Linked DNA regions of Homo sapiens: region 2 is linked to region 1. Evidence: chromatin loops called from intact Hi-C (ENCODE). Cell type or tissue: PC-3. All regions are shown on one strand.

Evidence for each region. A loop is a pair of places that touch in the nucleus more often than their neighbours do. Peaks named below come from ENCODE experiments on the same cell type or tissue, not always from the same donor. Only the 100,000 strongest peaks of a DNase experiment are listed, where the experiment ranks them.
Region 2: it touches region 1 in a loop (3-fold over the local background); 2 of 110 quality-filtered maps call a loop at or near these places.

What each region holds. Positions count from the first base shown.
Region 1 is chr5:110,875,973-110,883,972 of GRCh38, forward strand. No RefSeq gene overlaps it. Among named protein-coding and RNA genes, the nearest start is that of SLC25A46, 140 kb to the left of the region's middle. In PC-3, no CTCF peak of the experiment used is centred here; a DNase peak (open chromatin) is centred at 4,639; H3K27ac peaks cover 2,014 bases.
Region 2 is chr5:110,965,206-110,973,205 of GRCh38, forward strand. No RefSeq gene overlaps it. Among named protein-coding and RNA genes, the nearest start is that of TSLP, 100 kb to the right of the region's middle. In PC-3, no CTCF peak of the experiment used is centred here; DNase peaks (open chromatin) are centred at 536 and 3,246; H3K4me3 peaks cover 893 bases; H3K27ac peaks cover 5,047 bases.

The sequences.
Region 1 (8,000 bases):
TATCCTCTCAGATTGAGGGTGGGTCTGCCTTTCCCAGTTCACTGATTCAAATGTTACTCTCCTTTGGCAACATCCTCATAGACACACCCAGAAACAATGCTTTGCATCCTTCAATCCAATCAAGTTGACATTTAACATCAACCATCACAGGGGTATTAGAGGTGTAAGTCACCATGCCTGGTTATTTTTTTTTTTTTAATTTTTTGTAGAGACAGAGTTTCATCATGCTGGTCTCAATCTCCTGGCCTCAACTGATCTGCCCGCCTACGCCTCTCAAAGTGCTGGGATTATAGCTGTGAGCCACCACACCCAGCCCTTTTTCTTTTTTTCTGTAGACCTCCTCAGTGGACATCTTTTCAACAATTTGACTGTGAAGATCATGAGCACATCATCTTCTTTGTATTTATCCTGCCTGAAAAGAGCTTGGTATTATTACATATGTAAGTTTATGTTTTTTTATGAAATTTTGGGATATTCCAGCCATTATTTGTCCAGTATTTTTCTTATTATTTGCCTATAATATTATTTGCCTTGTGCTTTAAGTCCAAAAGTTGTATATTTTAGAATCTCACTCAGAATAGTTACCTCCTTTCAAGGGTCAAAGCTTCTCAATTTTGGCTTGATTTGGGTCACACTTTAGTGTTATCAATTTTTGTCTTAAATTTTGTGTACAGTTCATAAATGTTATCTGTGTCAGGATTAGCCTAATGCAAGCTGCGCCCCCATTACCAAAATCTTTGGTTCTATTTTAAAATTCTTTTTATAATTTTTTCAGATGGAGGCATTTCTCAGTTTCTTCTAACACATATATTTAAAGTTATGGATATCATTCTAAGTGCTGCCTTAGCTCATGCCCATAAGCATTAATATATAATATTTGTATTAAATTAAAAGTACATTTTTATTTCTGTCAGTATTTTCAAATTGTTTTTCATTTTTAATTTTTTTGTGAGTACGTAGTAGGTGTATGTATTTATGGGGTACGTGAGATGTTTTAAAACAGGAATGCAATGTGAAATAATCACATCATGGAGAATGGGGTATCTATCCCTGTAAGCACTTATCCTTCATGTTACAAACAGTCCAAGTACACTCTTTTAGTCATTTTAAAATGTACAATTAAGTTATTATTGACTATAGTCACCCTGTTGTGTGATCAAATAATAAGGCTTATTCATTCTTTCTATTATTTTTTGTACCCACTAACTATCCTCACCTTACTGTCTTTCCAGGCCCCAATACCCTTTCCAGCCTTTGTTAACCATCCTCTAGTCTCTAGGTTCATGAGCTCAATTGTTTTTATTTTTAGTTCCCACAAATAAGTAAAAACAGGAAAATTTTGTCTCTCTGTGCCTGGCTTATTTCACTTAACATAATGATCTCCAGTTCTATTAATGTTGTTGCAAATGACAGGACATCATTTTTATGGCTGAATAGTACTCCATTGTGCGTATGTACCACATTTTCTTTATCCATTCATCTGGACTGATGGATGCTTAGGTTGCTTCCAAATCTTAGCCATTGTAAACAGTGCTGCAACAAACATGGGGGTGCAGATATCTCTTTGATATACTGATTTCCTTTTTTAGGGTATGTACCCAGCAGTGGGATTGCTGTATTGCATGGTAGCTGTATTTTTAGTTTCCTGAGGAACCTCCAAACTGTTCCCCATAGTAATTGTACTAATTTACATTCCATCAACACTGTAAAAGGCTTCCCTTTTATCTACAGCCTCACCAGCATTTGTTATCGTCTGTCTTTCAGAGATAAACCATTTTAACTAGGATAAGATGATATCTCATTGTAGTTTTGATTTGCATTTCTCTGTTGATCAGTGCTGTTGAGCACGTTTTCACATACCTGTTTCCCATTTGTATGTCTTTTTTTGGGAAATGTCTATTCAAATCTTTTGCCCATTTTGATTAGATTATTAAATTTTTTCCTGCATTAGGAGTTTGAGCTCCTTATATACTCAGGTTATTATTCATTTGTCAGATAGGTACTTGGCAAATGTTTTCTCCCATTCAGTGGGTTGTCTCTTCACTTCATTGATTGCTTCCTACACAGTACAGGTTTTTAACTTGATGTGATTCCATTTGTCCATTTTTGCTTTGATTGCCAGTGCTTATGGGGTATTGCTCAAGAAATTTTTGCCCAGACCAACTTTCTGGAAATTTTCTCCAATGTTTTCCTGTAGTAATTTCATAGTTTGAGGTCTTAGATTAAGCCTTTAATCCATTTTGATTTGAGTTTTGTATATGGTGATTCATTATTTGAGTTTTGCATATGGTGATGCATTATTTGCATATGGATATTTTCCCAGCACCATTTATTGAACAGACTTGTCTTCTCCTCAGGGTATGTTCTTGGCCCTTCTGTCTAAAATGAGTTCACTCTAAGTTTATGGATTTGTTTCTGGTCTCTCTATTCTGTTCCATTGATCTATGTGTCTGTTTTTATGCCAGTAATATGTTGTTTTGGTTGCTGTTGCCCTGTAGTATAATTTGAAGTCAGGTAATGTGATCCCTCTAGTTTTGTCCTTTATGTTTAAGATAGCTTTGGACATTCTGGGTCTTTGGTGGTTCCATATAAATTTTAGGATTATTATTTTCTATTTCTTTGAAAAATGACATTGGTATTTTGATAGAGATTGCATTGGATCTGTAGATTGGTTTGGGTAGTATGGACACTTTAACAATATTGATTCTTCCAACCCTTGAACTTGGAACATTTTTGCATTTTTTATTGTCCTCTTCAATCTTTTTCATCAGTTTATAATTTTCATTATAGAGAATTTTGCTTCTTTGGTTAAATAAATTCCTAGCATTTTAATTTTATTTGTGGATATTATAAATGGGATTACTTTTTAAAATTTCTATTTCACATTGCTCACTGTTGCTATACAGAAATACTACTAATTATTGTATGTGGATTCTGCATCCTGCATCTGCCAGTATTTTAAAACTGAATCCATGAAATAGAAGAGATTTAAAAATTTTTAAACATACGGCAATATTTTAGTTATGATTTTGTTATTCATTTCTTTTTTTTTTTGAGATGAGTTTCACTGTGTTGCCCAGGCTGGAGGGCAGCGGTGCGATCTCAGTTTACTGTAATCTCTGCCTCCTGGGTTCAAGCAATTCTCATGTCTCAGCCTTTCGCGTAGCTGTGACGATAGGTGGGCGCAACCATGCCCAGCTAATTTTTGTACTTTTAGTAGAGACAGGGTTGGCCACGTTGGCCAGGCTAGTCTCAAACTCCTGACCTCAAGTGATCTGCCTACCTCAGCCTCCCAAAGTTCTGGGATTACAGAAATAAGCCACTGCACCCAGACTGTTATTCATTTCCATTTTAACTTTAGAGAACATACTCTATATGATTTCAGCTTTTTGACTGTACAGGGTCAATTTATTGTGAAATTTTTGTGTTTGTAAATAATACGTAATATGTAATTGTTCATGCAGTGTTCTAACATGTATCTACTTAGAAAAGTTTGTCAACAATGTTGCTTAAGTATTCCTTATGTACACTGATTCGTTTGTTTGCTTTTCTCCTAGATACTGAGAGCACTTTGTCAAAAGAGCCCATGATGATTGTGGATTTCAGTATTCCTCCCTGAAGGACTCTCAAATTTTGTTTTACATATTTTTAGGCTATATTATTAAGTACTGTTAAATCAAGTTTAGCCTAAAGCTGCCTCCTTACATATTTAAGTTTGGCCTAAAGGTTTCTCTGTACATTGTGAACTATAACAAGCGGAGGTGTAAACAGACCATAGCCTACACTTCTGCCACTAACTGATGTTTGGCCAATCAATGTAGACAAGTGTTTGGATCGTGTTCAAATAAGGCAAACACTGAGCTGTAATCAATCTGGCTGTTTCTGTACCTCATTTCCATTTTCTGTACCTCACTTCCCTTTTTCTGTCCATAAATCTTCTACCACGTGGCTGCACTGGAATCTCAGGGCATACTCTGGCTTAGGAGGCTGCACAATTCGCAAATCATTCATTGCTCAGTTAAACTCCTTTAAATTAAATTTTGCTGAAGTTCTTCTTTCATCAGACAGCATCAGAAGTAGGATCCCAAGTAGAGCTTCTAATGACCCCCGAGAGCACTGAGCAACCAAGCAAGCTACCCGCCAGGCCCACTGTGTCCCTTTCTCTCCCAGAGCAGCTGGGGAGCCTGGTATTCTCCTGGTATTTGGATTCTCTGATTCCAAAGCTCCACAGATTTGTGTTTTAATTTTTGCTGCGGTTATTGTTTGTTTTTTGAAATGGGATGTCACTCTGTTGCTCAGGCTGGAGGGCAGTGGTGTGATCTTTGCTCTCTGCAACTTCTGCCTCCTGGGTTCAAGCAATTCTCCTGCCTTAGCCTCTTGAATAGCTGGGATTACAGGCACCCACCAACATGCCCGGCTTTTTTTTTTTTTTTTTTTTGTATTTTTAGTAGAGATAGGGTTTTGCCATTTTGGCCAGGCTAGTCTTGAACTCCTGACCTCAAGTGATTTGCCCGCCTCAGTCTTCCAAAGTGCTGGGATTACAGGCATGAGTCACCATGGGCCAGATTTGTGTTTTGATCCAAGTTTCCTTGAACAAATTTCTGATCCAAACTGGGTTTGGAAGTCATGACAGAAACTGGACTGGGTCCAGGATCTGATTGGCTCCAGTAATTAACTGGCTTGGATCCAGTTAGAGGCCTCTTACATCTGAGTGAGTCAGAAAGAAACTGGTTGTAAATGGCAATGGAAATTCGCAGAGATTTTTGTGTTCTAACCTCTTGTTTTCATTTTTACTGTGTGCTCAGGCAGGAAAAATATCACTGTGTGAGGTGATCAAGGTAACCTGAGAGTAAAGCCAATATTTGAGGTAAAAATGGGATCCTTAATTTCTGAAGAAATGAGTTCCTTCTGGCTTAAACATGCATAAGTATTCGGCCCAGGAAGCAATGAAGTCTTACAGAAATGGCAAAATCTTACTAAAGATAACTTACAGTGGAACATTCCAAATGAACAGCACTGCACTGAAGTGTATTTGAAAATAAGGGCTCCCCAAGATTGTGCCACTGTACTCCAGCCTGGGCAAGAGAGCGAGACTCTAAGAAAAAAAAAAAAAACCCGCAAACAAAAAACAGAAAAGGAAAAGACGGGCTCCCAAATTAATCTCATCTAGGGATGCCTATTGATTTGCAGAAGCTTCTTAAAAAATTTTCAGTATTTTTATTTAAAAACTTTATGAAAGGCAAATAAAAACCTTAAGCGACTAATTGGTTAAAAAAATGTCTACTAACCTTTGGCTTAGTTACTACCCCAATCCAAAGGAAACAAGACTTCACACCAATTGGCTGACTTTGGGTAAGTAGTGGGGTACATTTTACTTGGGTAAATGGTGGAATTGGATTGCAGGCCCTCCCCTCAGTAAAGTCCCTCTTGGTTAAAAAGGGATTTGGCACTATGGGATGTTAACTGCTATTCTCTTTGGATTAATCTGCCTTGCACTTTTTGCTGATGGCTATGGGTGACAGGATTAGACATGTATAGGAATGAGACATGGGGAACATTTTTCTCCCCAAAGGGGAAAAGTTGAGAGCTGATGGGACTGCTGGAAAAGATCCCTTTTATGACTGACAAGTGGCCATCTGATCTTTAAATCAGTGTTGCTGCAGTGGGTAGGTCTTTCTCTGGCCTCCCTGAGATCTCTGCTATACCTACCCCAACACAGGCAATGTTTTCTCTCTCTTTTTCTCCTTTCCCTTTTCTATCTTTTCTGTTACTCAGGGTGACCATCTTGCCCAGAGAACACATGCTGAAACTCATTTAATCCACTTTGAGTGGACTAAAGATGACGGAGCCCAACCAGGAACAAGTTTAAGCCTAACCAGTTGATATTGGGCACTAAGCAGAGTGGTTAATGTTTTGTCACACGTATTTTGCCCTGGCTAGAATGGAAAATGTTAATTTGGGTCTCCTATGTAGTCGGTTGGGTGGCAACTTACAAAATTGAGAGATTGCCTATGGTTCCATGAAACCAAAAAAGATGATTTTCCTTTGTGTTGTGGCTTGGGACCCATGGCTCTGGAGCATCTAGCAGGGTTGCTACGGCCACTCAGGGAAGGTCACCCAGAAACCTGGCATGCCAGCAAAAGGGTAAGGATTCCTTACCAGTCAGAATTCTGGCCTCTCTCTCTGTGCAAACTGGTTGTAGCAATGGTAAAAATCACTGTCTCCTCCGCAAAGTTTTGATTAATTGGAAGAAAGGATTTGTGAGGCTAGTCTTAAGCTGTAGCAAATCTGGCATTCTTTGTGCTAAAAGCTTGTCTTTCTGCATTGTTCCATCATAAAAAGGGGTACCATAGGATGGAATGCGGGCCTAGGACCCCCATAAGCTTGCTGTTCAAGCCAGCTTGGCAAACTGGTTAGTTACAAACTTTGCTGCAGGTCCCTGAAACAAAAAACTGGGTGAGGATTTCCTCTCGTATGTCCTTGGGAAAAACAAAGGCGGTGCCACATTTTAGAGAAAATCTCTATATTCCTCATGGAACCCCAGGAATTGAAAGTAGATAGATTTCCCTCAACATCTAAGACTCCGTTTTATTTTTCATTGTGGTATTTGATGTTTTTTACTTGGGCAGGGGGTGGGGGTTGTGGGGACATCAGAAATTACTTCACATTATCAGAGAACTTTGGTGTGTAATAAGTAGGTAGGAAATAAACCTTTAGGGATGGCAAGTGACAGTTATGGGGGAACACTCTGCTCTTTCCACGTTTGGATCAGAGAAGCATGCTCTTGGCCACCAAGAAAGTATAGAAATATCCTGACCCACACTGAGATAAGATTCCCATGGAGGATGGGCTGATTGCAGAATGGGCTGATCAACAGCACATGGTAAAATCATTGCACTGCCTTGTTCAGCATTTCATTTTTGGGGATCCAGGATTCAGTATGAAAATGACTCCCAGAATTTTTTGGGATCTGTTTTGCCTTCCAGCTGTGACTGCTTATTAGGCCCTAGAAACTACATGTTTTCCTAGCTCTGTTCTTCTAAGGACACCACCCTGAATCCAGTAACCTAATAAAGAAACTTAAAAACTGCAAATGAAAAATCTTACAATTACTAGATCTTCTGTCTCTCTGTGTTGTTATATGTGTTATGTGTGTAATGTTTATATATGAAAGAGTTCTGATTAATTGGCTTAAAAACAATAAGTGCTTAAATCAAATATTTTGTCAGAAAAATACAACTGTGATGCCTTTTAGTTCACCTTTGGGAAATAAAGAGTTTTCAAGATCATTGGTAAAATAAAGAGATTTGGTCTAAATTAAGCAGGTCAGATATTAGGTTTGCTAAATGCTTTAAGGAGATAAACTGCTTCTTTGGCGTTTGAAAATTGTTTAAATCACCTGCTTTGGAGCCATTAGATTCTAGGTAAGGCCTGGGGACATGTGAAGTTAGCCAAGCCCCATGGCTATGCTGGAAAGTCAGACTTTACCTGCACTTCTATCTGGTGTCCTAAGCTCCACACCTAGTACATAATTAAAATCATTCACTTACCTGGTTTTTCACCAAAAATTAAAATTGCCAAGAGTTAACGTTGTAACATATAATTGAGACTACTGAATAAACAGTTTTAGTTGCAAGGTATGTGAGGAAAATGAAATGTACGTTTGATAAAATATTATTAGAAGGCATGGGAATGTGTTTTTTGTTTGTTTGTCCAGATTCAAGGGTTAAAGGATTGTTTTAAGTTAGATAGGATAAAGCTGAAGGTTTAAACAAAGTGTAGAAAGTTCATGAGAAATTAGTCGTGTAAAAGAAATTCTGTGTGTGAATATATTGGCTAAAGTTAAAGGGGTATTTTTCATTTTTTTCTGTAAATTGAACATTAAAAGCACAAACAAGGTTTTCTTAGGACACTGATCTGCTCTTTAAAAATTTTGTAAAATGTTATAAAAGGTTTATGAGAATCTCACATGGTCAAACTGATTAAGATTGGATAGATTT
Region 2 (8,000 bases), 89 kb after region 1:
ACTTTCAGAGCATAGAGCAAAGACAGAGACTGGATCTAAGGAAGGCCACATTGGAAAGGCAGGGGCAAATACAGAGTGACTATGCTTTTGGTGGGGAAATGAGTCCTTATTTTATTATCTAATGTATAAGAAGAATAACAAAAATATTCTTCATGAAATAATAACATGTCAGATTTCATCTTCTAAGGTTGGCAACTCTTAAGTTTTTTTCTGCTATCCCCAGATAACTCTCTCAAAGAAACTGCATATTTAAAGATAGGCCAGGGACAGCCTAGGGCTGATGGTGAAGGACACAATTTTCACCACTTTTCTCACTCTGTCTTCTGTAAAAGGGAGTTGTCTGACTAAGGAAAACAAGGAAAATTAGAGAACAGTGTGGACAGAGATTTGCAGGAAGAAGGAAGTTTCTCATCAGAATGTTTCAGGGTTTGTAAGAAAAATCAGCAGTTGAAAACATGACATGAATCCAGTGGCACTAAAAGTCTTTACTATTGACCTGCTACATACCTGACATCCCTCACAGCTATGCCTTCCTTCAGGTCCTTTATATACACATGCTTTTTAAACCAAGTTTTTAACCACAAATCAATAAGATTAAAAATAAGTCATCAGACATTTAATGAAGTCATGATTAGTTATCAACATGATTACTAATATGCACTGGCTCAGCAGAAAAACATTTATTCAGAGTGAGATTTTGAACAAATTGGTTTTGATAAGATAGGAGGCTCAGATGAGTATTCCCAAGAGAAGATATCTGGAATAAATACCATGCAGAAAAATGAAAAATTGAAGTAGGCCTTTCACTCATATGGTAATTTTTATCATCTTGTTTTTCTCAGACAGTATTTCTCAAATCAAGTCACAAGAGTTTCTCCGACCAGTAACAACATGTAAAAATATCTTCTGCTGACGTGAAGTCATTTTTTAAAGGCTAGTACAGTCATCTACTTAAATCTGTCTGCCTGAACCACTGCCAATGATACTCCTTTATCCATGGTGATAAAACCAATTAACAGTGCTTTAGGGGAAATTCTCTCCAAATTTAACTAAGGCACAGAGTTAGGGGAGTTGCTATCCCAGTGCCAAATTGGGACTGAGAGCAGAGGCAGCTCTGAAGCCTCAGAACTACATCCAGACAATGCATGGCTGTGGGAGCATCTGAAGGTGTACCCCAGGGCATATCTTCCCTACTTCCTGTCCTCAAACAGACCTGCCAAGACACTGCACCCCAGGCCCCACACACCTTCCCTGCCCCATTATCTCACCTGAGCCCTTGCCAAGAACAACATATTGTCTTTTTCATCCCATCGGAAAATTCTTGTTTATCAAATCTGAAAAATTTTGTCTTTGGAAGGTACATACCTTCTGTCCTACATAAAGACTATATACTGATAATAGTTTCTGATGGATAGAACAGGACAATCCCAAAATTCCTATAGCAAGCAGGAAGTGTGATGGCAAGAACAGAGAATAGGCCCAGGACAGGTAGTTCAGAGGAGGACTACAGCAGTTATCCTATTTCACCATATTCTTGGGATGCTTCCCTGAGAAGCAGGTATGGAGAATGGGAAGAGGCTGCCAGACTTCCCCTGAGGCAGACTTTTATCTACGAGCTGACCTCCCATGGTGGTGATGAGAAGGGCCAGAACACAGATGAGCTGCCTCCCATCCATGCTCTCTGCCCAACACAAGGAGCCTCAACCCACACTGATCACAACACTTCAGATGTGTCTGATTGGCAGCTAGGAAGGCCCAGTTACTTCTCTATTTCAAGTTACTCTGCCTCTGTTCATGCAGCTTAAGCTTTCATTACCTTTTTGGTAAATTGCAAATTCATAGTGCTTTCCCTTCCAGCCAATCAAATCTTCAACATGTAAATGTTTTTACTGGGTCAATTGACACATTGATAAATTGAAGTTCGTAACTGTTCCATGGTTAAGAAAACATTGTTAAACATCTCTGAAGTTTGGAGAAATTTAGTTTGTATGATAATAAAAATAAAATGCTCAAACTCTTGGATGTTTCTGATTTTTAAAATATTACTTCTGATACATACTTCTAATTGACACTAAATATTCATTCTATGATTCCTTAGTAATCAAAATATAGGTCTCAGTTGAACACTTAATAGAAGATTCTATTTCTCATCTTCCCTTGCAGCTAGATTTAGTCATGTAACCAACATCTGGCCAATAAAATGAAAGTGAAATGTTATGTGAGACTTCTTGTAAGTCTCCTTTAAAAAAAACTATGGATATAATGGCTAGTGCTCCAGCCACCATCTTGGTCCACCATGCAATATGCAAAAGAAGCCTAGAGCAGGAAGTCAGAAGGAACCAGGGTTCCTGATGGCCATGGCACTGCTCTACCAGTCCTGTGCGCCCTACCTCCAGACTTGCAGATAAATAAAACTATTGATTACTGAGGATTTTCTGCTGTATGCAACTAAATCTAACCTTAACTAATACAGAACCCTTCACCACCACCATCACCAAATACGGAGCACCTTTACTTTTTTTAAGCAAAGGTTTTTACTCTGCTTGTTCCTATATGAGAAGCCACAGTAAATTTGACATTCTGCCTGGGGTAACATTTTGTAGGGAGAGCTAGATCATGCTTGGCAAGGCATTTGCCCAAAGTTGTTCTTGGGCCAACCAACTCACCACAGCCATACTTCAAATTAGTTTATACCAATCATTACCCTATATTACAATCCATTGATTTGTCTTCAATTTCTAAAGTAGAATTGTTTAATCCTTTCCTTAGATAAGTGTAACACACACATCCTGGCCTCTACCCACAAATATTTGCAAGGACATGGCTGGATGTTAATACTGATCAGAGTTTGTGGCTATTGTCCATGTTGGCATGAGCAGTCAATGGCAAGAAAGGAGTTATCAGACGCTGTAAACTGTGCTTTTCACCTGAGTAAATAGTCTCTGATTTCTAGACCTATTCATGCAGATGCTTGGAACTGTAGTGCCAGCCTAGAGAAGTGGCAGCCATCACTGGGAGAAATAAGATTAGGAGAAACAAATAGGAAATGGGAATATCAACTAAAGGTTTGCAGCCAGCTTTCTCTGGTTGCCTCAGATTCTAGTTTTCCCAGAAAGGTTATATCTGGGTGAGCACCTGAATTTGTTTTCTATTTAATGGTCTATCCTTTTTTTAGTCATAAAATAAATATGGGAAGTCAAAGTCTACACCATTCCTTCTGAATCACCCCGATCCAAATGTCATTGGTGATGATGTTAATTCAATATTTGAGTTAGGCTAAAAGACACTGTTTAAATCATACTCATCAGATTATGACTTGGTGTAGAGGAATTTAAATATCCCTGCAGCAGCATAACAGAAAATAAACTTCTAATCCTGCCAAGTGAAGGCAAACTGCTCTTGAGAATTAAAATGTATCGTTCTTGAAAAGAATATTTTCACTTACCAACTAAAGGTGATTTTAGATATTTTCCTGATTAAAAACCACATCAAGCACACACAGCCTTATGTTTGGCACAATTTTCTTTAGTTTCCTTAATTTCGTAGTTAATGATTTACCTAGGAATATTGATGGCCAAATGGGAGGATGAACAGAATGCTGTTGGGAAAGATCAGCACCCACTCAACCTCTCGATCCACCTATTTCCCCAATTTCCCTACCAGAGTGCCCACTTCCCCAGGAATCTGAAACTGCTTCATATTTGCATTTTGGTGAGTTGCTCCAGACCTTCAAATCTGGTGTAGCTACTTGCCAGTGCTCTGCACTGTATGAGTTCTACTCATTCAGGAGGGCCACCTTCTCTAAAAACATAAAAATTAATTATAGTAATATACTCAGGAGGGGGTGAATTATCCTAAGAAATTTCTTTGGTCCTCTGTATAGCACAATCTTGTATTTGAAGTACTTTTTCTCCATATCCTTTGATGATCAGATTAGTCCTCATCAGAACCAAGTTTCCTGGAGTTAAAATTAACTTTGTAATTCCTGAAATTCTCAAATATTATTGTTTTTATTAAATGTCTATACTAAGTTTTAGAATGTAAGACCTCCCTAAAGACTTGCAATCTTGTAACACTTCTGAAGGAAAAGGATTTTGGAATTATTAGGCCAACTCTCTTAAAATTTAGATAGATGAGAATACATGTTAAATTTTTAAATAAAAATTTTATAATGAGATTAAAACCTTAAGCAGTGATTTTTTTTAATGAAGTTTTAAGCATCTCTGCTTAATGGTTTGGTAAAGAAAGAGCATCTCCCTTAAGATTTTTGACCTCTTTTTCCTGGTGTTCTTTCTCAGTCTCAGAAATTTGGACTGTTCAAGTAAACAGTCTACCACGATGTTGGTTCTGGTTTCTGCACTTCAGTAGCTGCTATTGTTGCCAAGAGTATCATTTTTCCAGTGCTGCCTCAATCTCCCTTGTAATTTTATTGATTCAAAACTAGGTTTACTGACGATTTGAAGTGCTAGTATTACACAACCCATTAGCCATATTCAGCCACATTATCTCCATTCAGACTAGATGACTGCTATGTAAACAGCAAAACATTGACTACTTAAAGTCTTTCTCATCATTCTTTACACTAGCCCTGTATCAATCAAAAGCTATACAGAGAAGATAATTTAAATCTTTGGTAACAGTAAAGAAGCCAATTTCTCTGCATGTGAATAAGAATCAAATTATACGGGTAACTGAGGAAACCTATTCTGGCTGATGTGAATAGTAGATATAAATGCAGAGATTCTCTTTACTGGCTTCCCTGACTCCTTATTTTATAGTTTGTTTTTGTTTTTGAATTTTGTCTAGGGTTTCCCTACATCACTAAATTTCGACCATCATAAACTCATTTACAAACTTTACATATATACAAAGTACTAGTTTCCTAAAATGTACCCAACTCTTACAGGGCCACATTCATGGGGGTTTTCTTACCAAGATTCCCTATCATCCTAGTAACAGACTCTCCAGGGATTTTGCTATCTGTTAAAACTTGGCCCTGATAGTTACATTTCAGAGAGCCCCTGCTTTAGGAGAGACAGACAAATCATGGATATAACCTGGTTTTTCCCTCCCTCTTTTAAGGTGATTTGCTTATCTCATTTATACCTAAGTTGATTGACAGAGATTGTATCTGATGATAACATTTCCTTTCTCATTAAGGAACAAAGATGTTTATTTCCATTATTTTCTAACAGAGATATAAAATAAGCAGTAAAAAATGTATTGACATAAAAATGTATTGACATAAAAAGTTTATTTCCATTATTTTCTAACAGAGATATAAAATAAGCAGTAAAAAATGTATTGACATAAAAAGTTGATTGACAGGTTGTATCTGATGATAACATTTCCTTTCTCATTAAGGAACAAAGATGTTTATTTCCATTATTTTCTAACAGAGATATAAAATAAGCAGTAAAAAATGACCCTGATAAAGCATAGAATGTTAAGGCAAAAGAATATTGCATATACTTGTCCTGTATCTTAGTTATAGCCTACAGAAATCATCCTTATCTTGTGGAAATAGAATGGCTTAATCCACGCCTTCTTGACTATTTCTTAATATTTTGCTAGGTCCATAGGCTCAGCATGTGAGGAAAAATTGTAACTTGCCATGATGGCCACAAAATCCCCTTGGTTTGCTGAGGCATGTCTTAAGGTCCCATAAGTTGTTGAGTGCCTAATTTCTTAGCTTTCCTCTACTACAAATCTGAACCAAGTAATAAATAGAACAGAAGCCAAATGTGAGTTAAAATTTGTTACCCATTTTATTCCTTTGCAAAGTTGAATTGTAGGGTATATCTTGGGATTGGTAGCGAACACAGAGACCTCTTACCACCTTTTATAATTTCAAGCCTAGATCTTGAAGTTCACATATGGGAAGAAGTGAAACACAGAGCATCTTGAGCATATCAGGCATCAAAGACCTAAGGGAAACAAGGATTCTATCCTGTCTGAACCTAAGAGTGAAGAGAGAAATCCATCAGGCTGGAACATAATTGTCCAGGTGCTAACCCCACTCAATCAGAATGAGGCTCTTGTCAAATTGTGTGTGCCTCTTGACAAAGAGACAGTAATGAAAACAGTAGGTAGAGGGACCAGAAGCATTTCACTAATACTGACTCCACCTGGGCAGTAAAGTGAACATTTTCTCTCATCTATGGAAATGCGAGATGCATTGCACTAAACCATTTTCCCTAACAAAAGAAGAACAAAGCAGAGTGTTGGAAGCCAATGAGTTAAGAAAATGAAATATCAAGTAGGCCGAGGTGCAACTTGCAAAGAACAAAGGGATACCAGAGGTCAATTCTATTAGATATTAGCAGCATGCCTGCTGGCTTTGGAAAAAAAAAAAAAAAAAAAAAAAAAAAGCTGTAGATAGGTGGCCAGTTGCAAAATCTGGTCAGAAAAAGTTTTGTTGGTGGTTTTTGTTTGTTTCTTGTTTGCCCAGACACAGTACAGTTTATTTTGTATGGTTGTTGCTTGAATTTGAATAACTTAAGCAAGGCATGTTTCTCTACTGCCTCAGTCACCATCACTTCTTGTTATCTATTCCAGATTCAATCCACCAATATATGTACTTATCAAACTTCCATAGGCATTGGAATTGGTGACTCCTTGCCTTTAATGAAACATACTACCACGACAGAAACTTTTATTTATTATGCAATACAACTGGTTTTCCCTGTTGACTGAAGAATTCTTTTACTCAATATATTAGATTTCATTTTATTATTTATAAATTATTCATAACCCAATGTGTTGTTCTAGTTTATGCAGTGAATACATACTGTTTTTAAGGAAGGCCTAAACTTACTTTTCCTCCAAGAAAAATGATAATCTACACCACTGCCCATTATCAATGTCATAAAATAATGCTCACAAATTACAAAGAATGATTATTAACTCCTTCCTGCTCCTGGAAATAAAAGTCAGTTATTTGGGTCTCAAATGTTACCTTCCCTTGCCATGAAATGCTGTTAGTCACACAGAATGTGGTAGTCAAAACCTTTTTTAGCAAACATTTAATGCATGGTTATTACATGGTTATTAGTGCTATAATAGTAAATAATTCCAACAGATTTCCTTCTTTTGACTGCAGACATTTGCCAGTATCAATCAATATTTAAAATGAAAGAGGGAATATCCAGAGCCTATAAGGAATTCAAGTCAACAAGACAAAAACAAAAATAACCCCATTAAAAAGCTGGCAAAAGACATGAACATTTTTCAAAAGAAGATGTACAAGCGGCCAGCAAACATATGAAAAAATGCTCAACATCACTAGTCAGAGAAATTCAAATTAAAATGGCAATGAAATACTATCTTACACCAGTCAAAATGGCTACTATTAACAACTCAAAAAACAATAGATATTGGCATAGATGTAGAGAAAAGGGAACTCATATACTGTTGGTAGGAATGTAAATTTGTACAACCTTTATAAAAAACAGTATGCAGATTTCTCAAAGAACTAAAAATAGAACTATCCTGATCCAGCAATCCCACTACTGGGTATCTATCCAAAGAAAAATAAATCATTTTGTCAAAAAGACACATGCATTTGCATGTTTGTCACAGCACTATTCAAAATAACAAAGTCATGGAATCAACCATGTGTCCATTGATGAATGACTGGATTTTAAAATGTGGTATGTATATCATGGAATACTATTCAGCCATAAAAAAGAATAAAATCATATCTTTTGCAGCAACATGGATGGACCTGAAGGCCATTATCCTTAGTGAAATGACTCAGAAACAGTAAGTCAAATATCACATATTCTCACTTGTAAGTGGGAGATAAACAATGGGGACACACAGACACACAGAGTGTGAGAGAAAAAGAAGATAGAAGCAGAAACAAGAGATAGAGGGGAACAAGGCATAGTTGGATGACAGCTTTCCACTTTTTCATTGCACTGGAGTATTCTCTTCTGTCAGTTCCCCAGATATCTGTCTAATAATTTCTACTTTTTTAGTTTAAACCAGCTTGCTTT